Regions from separate parts of the Homo sapiens genome. Here region 2 is linked to region 1. Evidence: chromatin loops called from intact Hi-C (ENCODE). Cell type or tissue: mesothelial cell of epicardium. All regions are shown on one strand. Region 1 overlaps GPM6B (glycoprotein M6B). Region 2 overlaps GEMIN8 (gem nuclear organelle associated protein 8).

Region 1 (8,000 bases):
AGCGGGCAGATCTCATCCACCTTCTCCACCTCACATGACTTTCTGTCCTGTTTCTGTCCCCAGCATCCTCAGCCCTGCCCCGTCACCTGCATCTTCCTCACACCCTCCAAGGCAGGTCAGCATTGTGATCTGTTAAGCGTATGGATGAAACGGAAGCACATGAGGTGCCAGTGGCCAGAGATGCAGACAGCGCATGAATGACTGGCAATGAAATCAAGCAAGATGGTCAAGCTCCTCTCCAGTCTAAGGGGGCTTTCGACTTTCTCCAACAAAATCTGACATAAGAGCTAAAAGCGGGCCATGCTAGGTGGGCTGTGGATCCCTCACAGTGTCCCCATCTCTAGGTGAAGTGCCACTAGCTCAAGTACAAACAAGCTCCTCTCCTCTCCACCATGTACTGTGTCCTGACCAATGCTCAAAGGATCCAAATATGTTAAACATCAGGCAGTGGATGACTTAATGCTGTGCCCTGGTGGAAACTAGACCTCTATTTTTGAAACTTGATGGGTAGAAGTGAGGGGGAAAGCTGTCATTTTAAAGCTGTGAGGAGATGTTTTTGGTTTTTTTTTCCTTTGGAGGAGGATTCCCACTATTTGTGGCTATTTTCCCTCTGCTTTCCACAGGCATTTTATTTAACAGCTGCCTCCTTCCCCTACAAAAGTAACCATTCCCCTGACTTGTACAGGAGGCTGAGGCAGGAGAATCGCTTGAACCCGGGAGGCAGAGGTTGCAGTTAGTGGAGATCGCGACACTGCCCTCCCCAGCCTTGGAGACAGAGTGATGCTCCGTCTCAAAAAAAAAAAAAAAAGAAAAAAAAAAAAATTCTTGGCTCTTGAGCTGTACAAAAACAGGTAGTAGGTCAAATTTGGCCCACAGCCCCTAGTTTGCTAACCCCTGTCTTAGACTATAAGCTGCTTGAGAAAGCAGCCTGTGTTTTAATCTTTGCACCTCTAGTGGCTAGCAAAGCCCAGCTAGGCGCTCTGTACAGCAGGTACTGGTAAGTATTTACAGAAGGATCAGGACGATTTTCCATGGTTCATGTATGTCTTTATGGCTATGATCCATATTTAAAGACAACCAAAGGGGAGCACTGAGACCACATGAAAGTTACCTCCTTCTATAGTGGGAACTTGGCATTTGAAAAATCTTCAGCACCCTTTTCACCTTTACACTGATGAAAACATTTGATTTATTTCTGCCAGCCATAGACTTTAGTTTACTATCAATAGCATGTTGAAGGTTTTTATAGTCCTAACTCTAAATTGGTAAAGCCAATATTTGTGTCATGGACCCTCCATTCACGCTCGATACCTGGTAGCTTTTGCCAAATACAAGGAAATACATCAAGGCATGGCTCTGGTTGTATATCAAACAATCAGTTATCAGAGGTTCAACTCACCATTCCACTGATGCATCGGCCACAAGCGGTTGTTTTAAACTCACCGTGCAGTTCTTTCACTGCACTTGTGGTGTAAAAGCCTTCTGCCAACAGAATGATCCCATACAAGAAGAAAAAGGACGCAATTCCATAGATGACATACTGCATCAGTTGTATCCTACAAAGAGAAGAAGAGATCCTGAACCATTAAATTCACTGCCTGGTAGTGACTACGTTTCTGGACGCTGGAGAGAGGACATGAGGGGGATGTTCCTGTGAGTGCGTCACTCGCCCCACTGATGGCTTTGATGGACTTGTGGGGCATCCTGGGCGGCATCCCTGCCCATGTCCCAGCAACCTGGGCCTTCCTTCCAAGGTGGGAATGATGTTTCCTTTGCTCAGGGCAGCATCCAGTTGTAATCTTTTAATCCTTACCTGAGTCCTGGGCGGCAAGGGTTAGAATCCTCATTTTGCACATAAGTAAAACACAGGCATTGAGGAGTTAAGCTCCTCATCGGAGGATACACAGTTAGTGGCAAAGCCAGCATCTGAACCCTGGCCCAATGGACAACATGTTCTTTCTGCCCTTTCAAAATGCCTCCCAACCAGGCCTAGTGGTTAATGTCACTCTGATAAAACCCCTAAGTAGGCACTCAGGGCTTCTTTAGGGGGTAATCTGGGGAGATGTCTTTTGCACTGTGACTCCCACCACACAAATAGTAGTAGGTCGAGTAGGTTTAAGATACAGAAAGTTAATTCACAATGCAGTTTGTCCCACAAAAGCTAACAAAGACAAATGACATGTCCTCAGCCTTCGGCTGCCCACTGGAATCACCTGGGGAGCTTGGAAAATACTGGTACCTGGATCCCGCCCCCAGAGATTATGTCCTAATTGGTCTGGGGTAAGGCATGGGGATTTTCTTAAAGCTTCTCAGAAGTTTGAGAGCCACAGACTGAGATCACTACCTAATTAAATCAACACACCTTTCCCAGGTTCAGTCTTGGTAAACATTTCTTCTTTGCACATAGTTGGAACTCAGTGAGTCCCCTGTCCTGCTTGAGCCCTCCTTATAATCTCCCCAACCTGTGTTCATTTCTTTGGAGGTCATTTGTGAACAGATAAGAAAGAATAAAATTCCCTAAGGACTGAAGAGTCTCCAACATGACTCCATGACCATTCCATAAAAATTCATTCATGTCTTTTTCAGTCTGGTGAAGAAGTTTCTTATAATCATAAGACACACTAACACTGGAACTTTGGGATTCAAGGGAAGAAAAAGAAACGGTAGAAGGAAATGGAGAAAGGGGAAGACATGTGAAGGAAATAAGTAGATTGCTGCTGAGCTTGCACAGCTACAAGAATCTATGTGTGGGAGTCACTGCGACTCCATTGAGAATGTTTCCAGAAAGAAAGGCAGAGATCTGCTGCTAAACCCCTGGACCTTCCTCTCTTCTGCAATGGAGGATGCCCTGGGATCTGCTCTTCTGCAATGGAGGATGCCCTGGGATCTGCTCTTCTGCTGGAAGAGTTAATGTTAAAATACTGCTCCTGTAGGCTTAGAGTTGGGGTCAGTCCTCAACAGGGCTCCTACCATTCCAGGGATGGTCACTTCCTGGGAGAAAGCTGGAGGCATCTGTTACTTGGGAACAACACAATTCTGTTGAGACAATCGGCAGCATCACCTATCACCATGTCACAGCTCCCCATGTCCACAGCTACCATGTGTGGAGTGTCCTATGTGTGCACCTTACCATTCCCAAGTAACATTCCACCCTGGGGCCTAAACAGCTACCATATTCTAGGCCCTTTCTTTTTCCTTCTCTCATGAACCTTTTTCTAACTACATAAAGTGAGCTTTAAGTAAAAGCATTCATCTTCTGCTAGGAAAGCACACTGTAGTCTTTCTGAAAAACATCATGAGGTGGTTGCATCTCAGATACTTTTTTTTTAAACAAAGTATCACTCTGTCACCCAGGCTGGAGTGCAGTGTTGCCATCTCGGCTCACCAGCTCACCGCAACATCCACCTCCTGGGTTCAACTGGTTCTCCTGCCTCAGCCTCCCAAGTAGCTAGGATTACAGGCACGCACCACCACGCCCAGCTAAATTTTTTTTTGTATTTTTAGTAGAGGTGGCGTTTCACCATGTTGGCCAGGCTGGTCTTGAACTCCTGACTTCAGGTGATCTGCCTGCCTCAGCCTCCCAAATTGCTGGGATGACAGGCATGAGCCACCACGCCAGGCCTTAGATGCATTTTTAAAGGGAACCGGATACTTACACCTCGCTCAGCAAGGCATGGTCACTGGCGTTGGTGGAGAAGTGTTGCTCAAGAATCGCCACGGTGCCTGCGAGAGCCACATGCCCACAGCCGCAGAATAAGGCCACCCCGGAGAAGCAGAGGATGGTGGCCACCAGGGAGGCGTAGGGGACTCCTCCCAGACACTTGATGCAGCATTCAAAGCAGCCTGAACCCAAAGGAGAGAAAATATAGCCGTTACGGGCAAGAACACCTCTGGTCTTCAAGAATACCCCATATTCACAGAGAAGGCTTACAATTTTCCATCTCCCCTCTCAGGCTCTATGGTTAATATTAATACTTCGACATCCCAAGGGCCAGTGTGGTAGTTACCGTGATCTCACATTCTGCGGTGAGGACCCTGAGGCTCCAAAAGGGAATGTAACTTAATTTGCTCAGAATCTGGAAGGGTAGTGAATGGCAGAGCAGTCAATTGACAAAGAGTTATAAGGTAGTTACAGTTCTAGAGCTTCCTGATCGACTGAGTGGTGGGGGGAGCCCCGCTCAAGTGCCAACAAGAAGCACTCATTCCACTAACACAGTCAAAAGAGAGGACAGCAGTGAAGCTGCAGCTCTGTGAAGAAAAGCAACAGTCAGGTCGTCTCCAGCCTCACAGTTCTGGGGTTTCAATACGTCTGCTGCTGTGGCAACCAACGGCTTTCCCCAAGCCCTGGACCTCCGGGGCAACTGGGAGAATCTGATACAGCAATTATGCCGTCGCCAGGTTCAAACAAATAGCAAGGTGATTGTTTTGGAAAGGTCACAGGTATTTTGGTCCATAATTCAGTGAAGAACAAAGTCACCAAGAGCCACTCAAGTGGGTCTACTCAAGTTTCATTCAAGTTGACATCAGAAATTATCTCAAATTTTTAATAAAAATGCTTCCCCCCAGCCCAGTCAGCCCAAGCAATTCATTCACAGTCCTCCTCCTCCCCGGCTTCCACCTGCCCCCTTCCCCGACACACACGTTCAGAGTCAGAACCCAGAACTGGTGGGTGATATTTAAGTACTTGAAGGAGAAAAAAGAACAGAAGAAAAAAACAAAACCAAAATGAACATCCATGAAGTGGAATGAAGGAGAGACAGCCGTAAGTCACTCTTAATCTTGAAAAGACGAGACTTGTATTCATTTTTAAAATAAACTTTTACTTGAGATGTCCATAAAGACCTGCCTCAGGGGCAGAGCCAGGTGACGTTTTCAGTTTGGAGACATTTACGTTTCAGTAAAGGCAGCACTGGCCTCAGGATAATGTCAGTACCTCTCCTAACCTCCTGTCTCTGTTTATATTATCCAGACCCTTAAGTAAATGGCTTGTCGGGGAAATTGAACTTTAAACGCATTATGGTGTTTAGCAGCAATCAAGGGCACTTCATTACTTTAGGGCAAGCACATTAAGCCAGCAAAAAAAAAAAAAAAAAAAAAAAAAAAATCCCCCAAATGGTCTTCATAGTTGTCATGGAATGACAACCCAGCATAAAACACCATAGATGAATGTTTTCATTTTAGTGAGCATTCCTTTTAAACTAGCATTCGCTTAAACCTATGGAAAGTGACTATGAAAACTCATTACTAGATTTCTCTTTAGTTCATTAGAAAATAAAAAATATCAGGGCTTCATAAGAAAGCTGTGCTTCCTTTAATTTCAAAAGATGAGCAGCTGTTTTTAGGAAGACCAACTTCCCTGAAGTGGATTGGGGAAACTATATAAAATGGGAACCATCCTGGCTAACACAGTAAAACCCCGTCTCTACTAAAAATACAAAAAATTAGCCGGGTGTGGTGGTGGGCACCTGTAGTCCCAGCTACTTGGGAGGCTGAGGCAAGGGAATCGCTTGAACCCAGGAGGAAGAGGTTGCGGTGAGCCGAGATTGCGCCACTGAACTTCCAGCCTGGGCGACAGAGCAAGACTCCGTCTCAAAAAAAGAAAAAGGGAACCAGTGCACAATATGGTTCAAGTTCACTAGCAAGTCAGTATCTTAAAGAGCTTCAGACACTTGGGATTTGTGAGCAGAGATGTTAGAGCTCAATCTTATTTTGTCACATGACTTTCTGGGGACTGAGGTGAGAGGAATGCAACTCAAAGTCCAAATTCTCTCCAGGTTCCCAAACTAAGAGAAACTAGAATCCTTGGCCTTGACGTATCTCATTATAAAGAGAAAACAGACATGGGTATTGTATCATCCACAACCTCCCCACATTCTCAGCCTCTATGATCATGTTAAGAAAAAGATGAATGCCTGCTTTCCTGGCTAACAAAGTTGTATCTGGTTCTTAAAGGATAAAGATGTGAGGCCTTGGGGCTGTGTGGTCCAAAATGGTAGCCACTAAGACATGTAGCTATTTACGTTTATTTAAAATTAAATAAAATGAAAATTTCAGGTCCTCTGTTGCACAAACCACATTTCATATGCTCAAAAGCCACATGGACTAGTGGCTACCGTATTGGACAACACAGATATAGGACATTTCATCATCACAGAACACACTGCTTTGGAAGATACATTTTGAATTGTCACATATTTGATTTTCTATAACCCAGGAGCTGGGTTCTAACTGGGTTTTCTGTTGGATTTCATTAATTCAGTATTTTGTGAAGACCTACTGGGTGCCAAGTACACAAAACTGAAATAAGATACCTTTCTGGCTTCAAGATAAATCCAATACTGCAGGCAGACAAGTAACACAATTATTATAGTCCAGCATGATGGGGGCAAAGATACAGACCCCTGCAGAGCCAGTGGAAAGAGAGTGGAGAGAAGGGGGACAGGGAAGATCAGAAGGGCAAATAATTCATACTGGATGGGTCCTTCTACAGAAAGATCTAGTATCCAGAATACTTAAACAGCTGATGTGGTGACACTGATATATAACCAGATAAAATTGTTCATTAATTCTCTGTGTGTATATATAGATGTATACATCTATATATATTTTTAAACTAAACCCACACCCTTTTTCATCATTTGGAGTTAGGGTTAGGTGTTATGGTGCAGCACACTCGCCCTTTAACGATAGAACTCATCCTTCCAAATCCACAGTTGCCACTTCAAACGGTCTTTCATCCAAATGGTTAGAGCATTCCAAAGAAATATCACAGCTCTCCCAGGCTCAAAAAGCCAAGTGGGGTTAGAAGAATGATGCTGTTCAATCCCAAATTCAATACTAGATCAAAGCTAAAGTTTCCCTCCAATTTATATCTCTCAAGGACTCTGTATATACCTCATGCTGTGGATCTAGTTTTATAACAGCAGGGAAAACCAGGAACTCAAGAATTTGGGGGATCACTTCAATGAATCATGCTCTCTCAGCAGATGCCAATGCTCTTAGGTTTTCAGCAGATGATTTTATTTGTGGCTGTAGGAACCCTGGCTCCTATAGAACAGAAATCACCATCTTTGCTCCACTGGCACAGATAAAACTCTTACGGACTGTGCCAGCCAACATGACTAGAAGCTAGTGACATAAAATATGGGAAAAATTTATAGGACATAATACAGCTGGATGTAGAGCTTATTCTAGCTTGGTTGACCAGTTATCTTCAGGGTTAAGATTGCATGTGTGGTAGATATCCAACAATCTATAAATGGATCACTCTCCACTGTATCTTCTATGTCAGTATAGAAGCCACCTCTGGTCACAGTGTGCATGATATCTTTGAACACTGGGCAATTTAGTCACATATCACACACTCATCCTAGAGGAACCAAAACTGCTGCAAAAAGTTAGTAAGAAAAAGCTAAATGTGTTTATTTAGGAGCTAGAGGATATAGGTAATATAGGAGCTAGACCACCTAGGGCTTTCCAGGCCACCTTAAGAATTCTGGACTTTATCTTCAAAATCATGGGAAGCCTTGACCAGGCGCCGTGGCTCACGCCTGTAATCCCAGCACTTTGGGAGGCCAAGACGGGCGGATCACGAGGTCAGGAGATCGAGACCATCCTGGCTAACACGGTGAAACCCCGTCTCTACTAAAAATACAAAAAATTAGCTGGGCGTGGTGGTGGGCGCCTGTAGTCCCAGCTACTCGGGAGGCTGAGGCAGGAGAATGGCGTGAACCCGGAAGGCGGAGGGTGCAGTGAGCCGAGATTGCACCACTGCACTCCAGCCTGGGTGACAGAGCAAGACTCCATCTCAAAACAAAAACAAAAACAAAAACAAAAAGACAAAAAAAACAAAATCATGGGAAGCCACTGCGTTTTTTTTTTGTTTTGTTTTGTTTTTTGAAACAGGGTCTTGCTCTGTTGCCTAGGTTGGAGTGCAGTGGCACAATCACTGCTCACTGCGGTGTTGAACTCTCTGGCTCAAGCGATCCTCCCACCTCAGC
Region 2 (8,000 bases), 230 kb after region 1:
TCTTGGCAGCACTGTCCCCGTACAAACGCTTCATCTCGGCCTGGCGCCGCTCACCAGGCCTCTCAGTTGGGGCTTCTACCGACCGGCGGGTGTTGCAGTACAGGTCGTGGTCAGCGTTCACATAGCTGTCCAGGCGCTCTGCATCCAGCTGCTGCTGCCGCCCTGAGAACAAACACGAACGTGAACATGAACATAAACACACGTGTGTGCACTGCAGAAGGAGCCCAGTGAGTGCTGCTGCTGCTGGCCATGCCATCTGCAGCCCCCTAAGGTCCCTCATCTTTCCCTTTCCAACTGTGAAACCAGGCCCAAGTGTTCCAGATGAGATGCTTACCAGATTTTGAGGCAAGACCTGCAGATTATTATCATCATTCACCTACCAAGGGGTTATTATACACTGAGAGAAATGGCAAAGAGTTGAGTGCCTATAGTCCCACCTACTTGCGAGGCTGAGGTGGGAGGATGGCTTGAGCCCAGGGGGCAGAGATTGCAGTGTACCACTATACTCCAGCCCAGGTGACAAAGCCAGACCCGGTGTCAAAAAAAAAAGAAAAAGAAATGGTGAAGAGCCACAAGGAAACTCATCACTCCAAACTACCAAACCTCTGCAACAAGCCCTGAAAACACAGGAAAGAAATGAACCCACCTGAGGTTCTCTCTTTTCATCTGCACGGCCCACTCACCACCTGCCCAGCTAGGAATGGCTGATAGAGCTTGCTTGGTTTCAAACACTGCCCCAGGCCAGCAGGGAAACAAAAAGCTTCCTGGAAAGTCCAGTGTTGCGAGCAGTGCTTACCACCATGAATGAGGTGATGTGGGGGGAAAAAATCACTCCTTTGGAAGAGGTATTGATTTTAGGTAACCTGGAAAAGAACAAGTGCTAGCAAGCACAGTATGCAATGATGATGGATGATTGATTATCCTTCCACAGATTCGAAATGCAAATCATACCAAGCAAGGAAAAGTTAAATGAGTCAACACTTGCTGAAGGAAGAAGGGTGAGGAAAGGGCAATTCTACAAATGGAATTAAGGCCTCTGACTTCTAATCTTCCCGCTATATCAAAAAATCTGCAATAATGGGTTGGTTTTCTCACTACGGGATTTGACTTTCCACTTCATAGGTTGGCCTAGGTTAAACTGCAAGTGGTATCATTACATACTTTTAATCCTACTAATTTAAATGGATTCTTGTAAAGCAAGAAGTATCTATTCAATTTACTCTTCCCTCTGTTTTTTACTATGGCAAGTCCCAATATCATAATTTTTATTCTTATGTAAACTGCAACAACATAAAAGTATCAGTAAGACAATGCTGCATAAGGTTAAATTTAGCCAATTTCCATAGCTCTTGTAAGCGACTCTGTCAAGAGAGAAATTGACAGCAGGGAACACATATCCACGGCTACTATGGCTATCAAGAGAAACACCACGAGATAAGGAGTGAAGATGGTTGTAGGGAAATAAAAGAATCATATAAATCATTCTTCCATTGTTGGTCCTCCCTGTACTAATACATGGAACAGAACATGGTAGTGAGCTAATCAAGTGTGAATGGAAAGATATTTATAAGGCCATGCATAGTCGCTCGCATAAATCCTGCTCTTTATAAGCATCATCATGGCATTGGAGGGAAGGAGTTTTATAAACTTGGAAACATTATTAAAAATGTATGTGGCCATTGCTGTCTTGGAACATCCACAGTTTATTTTTACCTAAGGGCTTATATGAATAAGCCCAATGACTATCAAACACAATAAAAGCTGCGTAACTGCTACCTCACCCATGGAAAAAATGTATGATTAACTCATTGGGCAATGCAGAATGAAACCAAAATATTGGCCTAATATGCAAATGAATGGGGGCCACCAAGCATTTGTTTCTAATTTTTGGTCTTTCTGCCAAGTTTGAAACATCAGCATATAAGTTGTTCAGTTCTCACAAGTGTTTAAATTCTATGCCCCCTAAACTGAGTTGTGTTGGAGTGGCGTGGGAGTGGATGAGCCAAACAGTGGGTTAGAGAAAGCACTCGACAACCGCCATGACAGCTTCTTATTTCCGCAAGAGTTCTGTGTGTTCCTGGTACTCAGGTCAGGGTGAAAGCCCCGCTGGGGACTAGCTTCTCCCTGGGGGCATCTCTGTTTTTCTCCTGCCTCTGTCCTGGGATGATTGAACCTGACTTTGAAGGAAAGCTTAGCTTCGTGCTTTTAGAAGGAAGAGCGGGGGTGACCTAGGACACTGGGTCTTGGTATGGGCAGTACAGACTGGTGAGATATATTCAGTCACTAAGTTCATACAGGCCTTTCCCACTTGCCTCTTTCTAGGAACCTTGAGCAGGCAGTGGGTGGGCTGATGGCACTGCCCAGGCTTTCCAGGAAAGGTAGAATTTGGCTAAAGAATCTCTCATTCAAGGGCTACTTTTCTGAAGGCTTGGCATTTCCACATTAGCACAACACAGTCCCTCTGCCATCTATGAGCAGCCTTGTACCCATTACCAATCCTATGGCTCTCTTTTTTTTTTTTTTTTTTTTTTTTTTTGGTCTATCTGGAGGAGACGATCCCACAGGTGGGTTTGCTGAGTGCCTTGGAGTCTCTGCATCCAGAGGGCAGAGCCCACAGTCAGAGTTCCCAGACCACTGTCACATTACTCTCAAATTTATCCCAAGACTATAATCAGCTTCACTGACAGATCTGGTGACACAAGACATGTTCAACTTCCTGCATAAATCCGAGTCTTTGAGTTTAGAAGTTTGAATGAACACTGAGATCTTAGCTATCCTAAGTATTCTCTGTCGGTAGGATGTTGTGAGTTTAGTCTTTGAACTTTTGCATCTTTTTTTTTCTTTTCCTTATAATTTAAAATGTTTGTAACAATTATATATAGAGAGATGTGTTCTCTTATTGTTGACATCTGTGAATGATACACAATGTTAACACAAAGCAACCCCAGTTAATGATGCTGGTACAATTTTCCAACTTTGTACTCAGCGTGTGCCCATGGGTTACCATCACATGATTTTAGTTCTTAATAAAGTTCATACGGTGTAAGAATACAAAAATAAAAGACACAGCCCTCTGCTTTTGATTCTTATTTGTTTTTCATTCCCATTCAGGCTTCCTCATGAATTTTTTTTTTTTTTTTCGCTCTGTCACTCAGGCTGGAGTGCAGTGGTGCAATCTTGGCTCACTGCAACCTCTGCCTCCTGGGCTCAAGCGATCCTCCCACCTTGGTTTCCTGAGTAGCTGGGACTACAGGTGTGTGCCACCACGCCTGGATAATTTTTGTATTTTTTTTTTTTTTGGAGATGGGGTTTTGCCATGTTGCCCAGGCTGGTCTTGAACTCCTGAACTCAAGCGATCCACCTGCCTTGGCCTACCAAAGTGCTGGAATTACAGGCGTAAAGCCACCGTGCCTGGCCCCTCATGAAAATTTAAGACCCAACCCTTATCCCCTCCTTGCCTCTCAAGAGATTTGGAGGTTTAATGGTTTCCTGCATAGTGAACAGTGGCCCTAAAACACTGAACTAAAGGGCAAGAAGCCTGTCACCTGCGACCTACCCTGTGGGGGTCATTTATGGTGGAAGGGCACTGTCACCTTTACTCACAGCTGTACCCCCAGACCTGAGAGGACACAATGCCTGACACAAAGCAGATGCTCAGGAAGTGACTGTCAAATGAATGCTCAAAGGCCATGCATGATTTTTTTGTAAACAGCTCTTTTCCTTCCAGATGCTGTTAAAGAACAATAATGACAACTCGGGGATTGAGAAACAGATGCTCAAATCTCACTAGGTGCTGGGCAGAACTCCCTTCCCTGTGGGTTCCTCAGAGCCTCCCAGGCAGAGGGGCTATGGGGGGGGGCACCAATGAGTTGGGGTCGGACCCTGTTCTCTTACATTCGAATTGCTTTGCCTCTACTTACTCACACAATTTTTTAAAAAGTCCTAAGGCTAGGCTACAAGTTGAAAACCAGTCAGTTTAAAACCAAATAACTGCAGACAGGCTGTGCACTGATGGTCACAGCCAGCATGTGAAAGTACTTTAGCGTGTACTGACTTAGGGGACCAAGTAAACCTCAGAATGGAGTATCAGAGTTTGAAGGCATCCACTCATTCTGTTTTCTATTTATTGCTTCCTTCCTTCCTTCCAACGAAAACGGATTCTCAATCACTGGCAGTTTTCCTTGCTGTCAAAACAAGGTGAGCGCTCAGCCAGCCAGATGGAAAATCATCTGACCAAAGCAGACCAGTACGGACATCACACTTCAGATGCCAATGAACAGTTGCCTTGTCATGGAGGGTTTGGTCATTTTTATTGGAAACAGCTGTAGGACTCAATGTTGCCATACACTTTTATAGGGTATTTTGGCAAGATAATTTGTTTTAATATGAATCAGAAATCTTTTTTGATTCTATTCCAGCTTCAAAATAGGATTGTAGTGGGTTGAATAGTGTCACTTCAAATCCATGTCCACCTGGAACCACAGAAGGTGACCTTATTTGGAAATAGGGCTTTGTAGATGTAATTAAAGGATCAAGATGAGATCATACTGGATTAGGGTGGACCCTAACTCCAATGACAAAGTCCTTGTATGAGACAGAAAAGGACACACAGACACAGGGGAAAGGCCACATGAAGATGGAGGCAGAGATGGAATGATGCTGCCACAAGCCAAGGAACACCAGGAAACACCAGAAGTTGGAAGAGGTGAGGCCCTACAGCCTTCAGAGGGCGTGTGGTCCTGTTGACCGCTTGATTTGAGAACTGTGAGAGAATAAATCTGTTTTTTTTTTTTTTTTAATCCACCCAGGTTGTGTAATTTGTTACAGCAGCCCTGGGAGGCTAATACAAGGGTTAATATGCATATAGGTTAAAACAAGAACAATAGGCATGTATTATTAAGGAAAAGCTTTACTGGATTCCATCTGGGTTCAGGATACATAATCCTGGTATTTTTCACATCAATCTATTTGTCTACATGATGTGACCAATGTCACATCACGTAATAGTCCATAAAGGAAAAAAAAAATCATGGAAAGTTACCAGGACTTCAGAGAATCTTATATAGCAGGAAAACTTTCATCCAAGATTATTCCACACATAGAGCCCAAAGGCAGAACATGTTAGAGGATAAAGCATGGAGGCAGCAAGTGGCAAAGAATGTTTTTTCCCCTCACTTTCCTAGGACTAGTACATCTTTCTGATTATATTTTCTGCTATTTTGCCAAAATGAATAATTGTAGCACAACCGAGGGAAAGCACAAACTTGATGTATGCCATGAATGCCTCATTTCTGGCTTGTCAGCAACCACCCAGAACACAGGTACATGCCAGCAGAACTGGAGCCATTTCAGACTGGTCTTCTCTCTTCGTCGCACATCCCTTGCCCCATGACAAATGTAATCCTGAAGTTACTGGACAACCGCCATTTTTACTTTTACAACAGAAGTGCATTTTCATGTTCCTTTCCACTTTTCTACAGCCATTAACACGTATCATCTCACTGATCGGTTTTGTGCACCTGTGAATATCTGCACCAGATGAAACACACACGCATGTCAGGATTGTGCTCAATCACTGCAATTTCATCCTTCAACCTCATTGACTAAAGCAAGACAGCTCACTAAATACTGGGCCATAAACTTCACCGGGTTCTCTCTAGGTTTGACTGACTAAAGGCTCACTATGAAAACTACAGTCTCAGCCTTCCCACTCAGATGGACACAGTGTAATGGAGCAGATGTCTCCCCTCAAACGTATGAAAACCACATCTGGGCATATGAAAACCACATCTGGGCTCTCTGGTAAGAACAGCACTTTGAGTGTCTAAGCCGGGAGTGAACTAAGTCCTTTTTTCTCTCATTCCAAATTGACCCTATCCCTCAAATTGGCCTAGTGCATACCTTACTTCTTGACAGCTGCCCCGCGGTGCTCCTCCTTTGACTGCCTGGGTCACTGGCTCTACCCCTCATGTGCATGTATAACCATGAACCACACCATAGACACTCTTCTTCTATGTGTCACTTTACATTTCATTTTGTCTCCTCTTCCCAATGGGGTTTAAGCTTTTAGAATATGTCCCTGTTTTGAGCCAACACCCTCAAAACATAGGTCATAAATACCTGATTGGCTCAAACCCGAGAAAACAGTGGTGGTGTTTGTTTCAGAGGGCCTTACTCTCTTTTGAGGGTGACTTCCACTCATTTTCCCTCTAAGTATTAGCAATATAACCTTGCAGTCTCGACCAGTGGTCACTTATGACTACAAAATGGTATTTTTCTTAACCTAATAATAAACATTTTTCCTAAGAAATAATTGAAAACACAGCTGACCTTTAAAACTTCATAACTGTAAACTTTCTCATAAGTTATTTTCCATTGAAGCTTTAAGTAACGGAAATATCTTGTTAGGAAATGATGACAGACATAATCAAAAGCATGCATGTTCCCACTGTACAAAAGGAGTTCTTATCCTAGTCAAGCTTTTGGTGTTTTTTATCCTTGAAATATGTTAAAGTAGAGACTATCTGGAATCTGAGTAGCAATCACAAAAAAGAACATACTGTCCAATCTGAAGGCCTTTATCCTAAGAAAATATTAAACAAGACTCAGGCGATGATGAATTGCATAACTTGTATGTTCCTGTGGAAGTGAATAATACTGAAAAGTTAAATCTTTCAAATTTAGTGACATTTCCTCTTGCTAGTAACATTTTCTAAAATCCTGTGTTCTTCAAAGCATTCATGTTCAAAGCTGAAAATGTCCTTATTGAATAAGTAGCTTCTAGTGGTTTTGAGAGCAAAATGAAACAAAAAACTTGAACCAATTATTCATACTACCCAGGTCCCTTATCTCTTTATTAAAGCTTTTTCCAACAGTGTATGTAACTAACCCTCCATGAAAATTTCTGGTGAAGGTAATGAATTGGAAAGCGCCATGGGCACTCAGATTACTTACATATGAATTCCATCATTCATTACCGCTTGAAGAACAGTTGTTCATCCTGTACTCACCAAAAGTGCTGCTGAAAAAAATAATGCTAGTGATCTATTGCCCATTATTTTCTTACTGGTGCAAGATCGGGCCCTGGCAGCTGCTTCTAATATAGACGAAGTCTTTAGATTCCAGTCTGACACCACAGTCTGTTCTCACCCTCACCAGACAATTCTCACATCTCCCTGGGACCAGCTAATGCATTCAGGGAAGGCTGTAGGAGCATGACACAGACGCTAAGAAAAGTAGTTTTGAATCATGCTGTAACTACACATTTTAAAAATACAAAGAATTGAAAGCTTGTTTAGGGACATTATTAGTAATATTGAAGTGGGTTAATTTTCCCAGTCCATGTACTTTACTGCATTAAATTTTATCAAGCAAGAATATCCTTGAAACAGAACTAAAAACTGTGTTAATTGCTAAATTTGATAGACACCAAAACTTTCATTCTTTCATGTCTTTAATATTCTAAATCAGTTTAAAAGTTTGAAAGGTGCCACCCAGAGCAGAAATATGACCTTTCTGAAGTCACAGAACATCTTATTAAAAATATGCAGAATCTTAGCTGGGCGCGGTAGCTCATGCCTATAATCCAGCACTTTGGGAGGCCGAGGCAGGTGGATCACCTGAGGTCAGGAGTTCAAGACCACTCTGGACAACATGGTGAAACACCATCTCTACTACTAATAAAAAAATTAGCTGGGTGTGGTGGTTGGCGCCTGAAATCCCAGCTACTTGGGAGGCCGAGGCAGGAGAATCACTTGAACCCGGGAGGCATAGGTTGTAGTGAGCTGAGATGGCGCCACTGTACTCTAGCCTGGGTGACAGAGTAAGAATCTGTCTCAAAAAAAAAAAAAAAAAAAAAAATATATATATATATATATATATATATGTACAGAATCTCAATCAAGCACTAATCAAGGCAAACGGTATCAGAGAAAAACCAATTTATGGTTAATAATCCATGTTAAAGGATGGGTTACTAGCAACTAACTGTAACAATAACA

Evidence for each region. Hi-C counts contacts between places; a loop is a spot of excess contacts. Peaks named below come from ENCODE experiments on the same cell type or tissue, not always from the same donor. Only the 100,000 strongest peaks of a DNase experiment are listed, where the experiment ranks them.
Region 2: it touches region 1 in a loop (18-fold over the local background); 3 of 110 quality-filtered maps call a loop at or near these places.

The regions. Positions count from the first base shown.
Region 1 is chrX:13,781,966-13,789,965 of GRCh38, forward strand. It overlaps GPM6B (glycoprotein M6B), which reads right to left. Exons shown (of 8, transcript NM_001001995.3): 3 at 3,657-3,843; 4 at 1,400-1,556. Among named protein-coding and RNA genes, the nearest start is that of GPM6B, 31 kb to the right of the region's middle. In mesothelial cell of epicardium, no CTCF peak of the experiment used is centred here; a DNase peak (open chromatin) is centred at 4,254.
Region 2 is chrX:14,009,008-14,017,007 of GRCh38, forward strand. It overlaps GEMIN8 (gem nuclear organelle associated protein 8), which reads right to left. Exons shown (of 5, transcript NM_001042479.2): 5 at 1-162. Among named protein-coding and RNA genes, the nearest start is that of GEMIN8, 17 kb to the right of the region's middle. In mesothelial cell of epicardium, no CTCF peak of the experiment used is centred here; no DNase peak of the experiment used is centred here.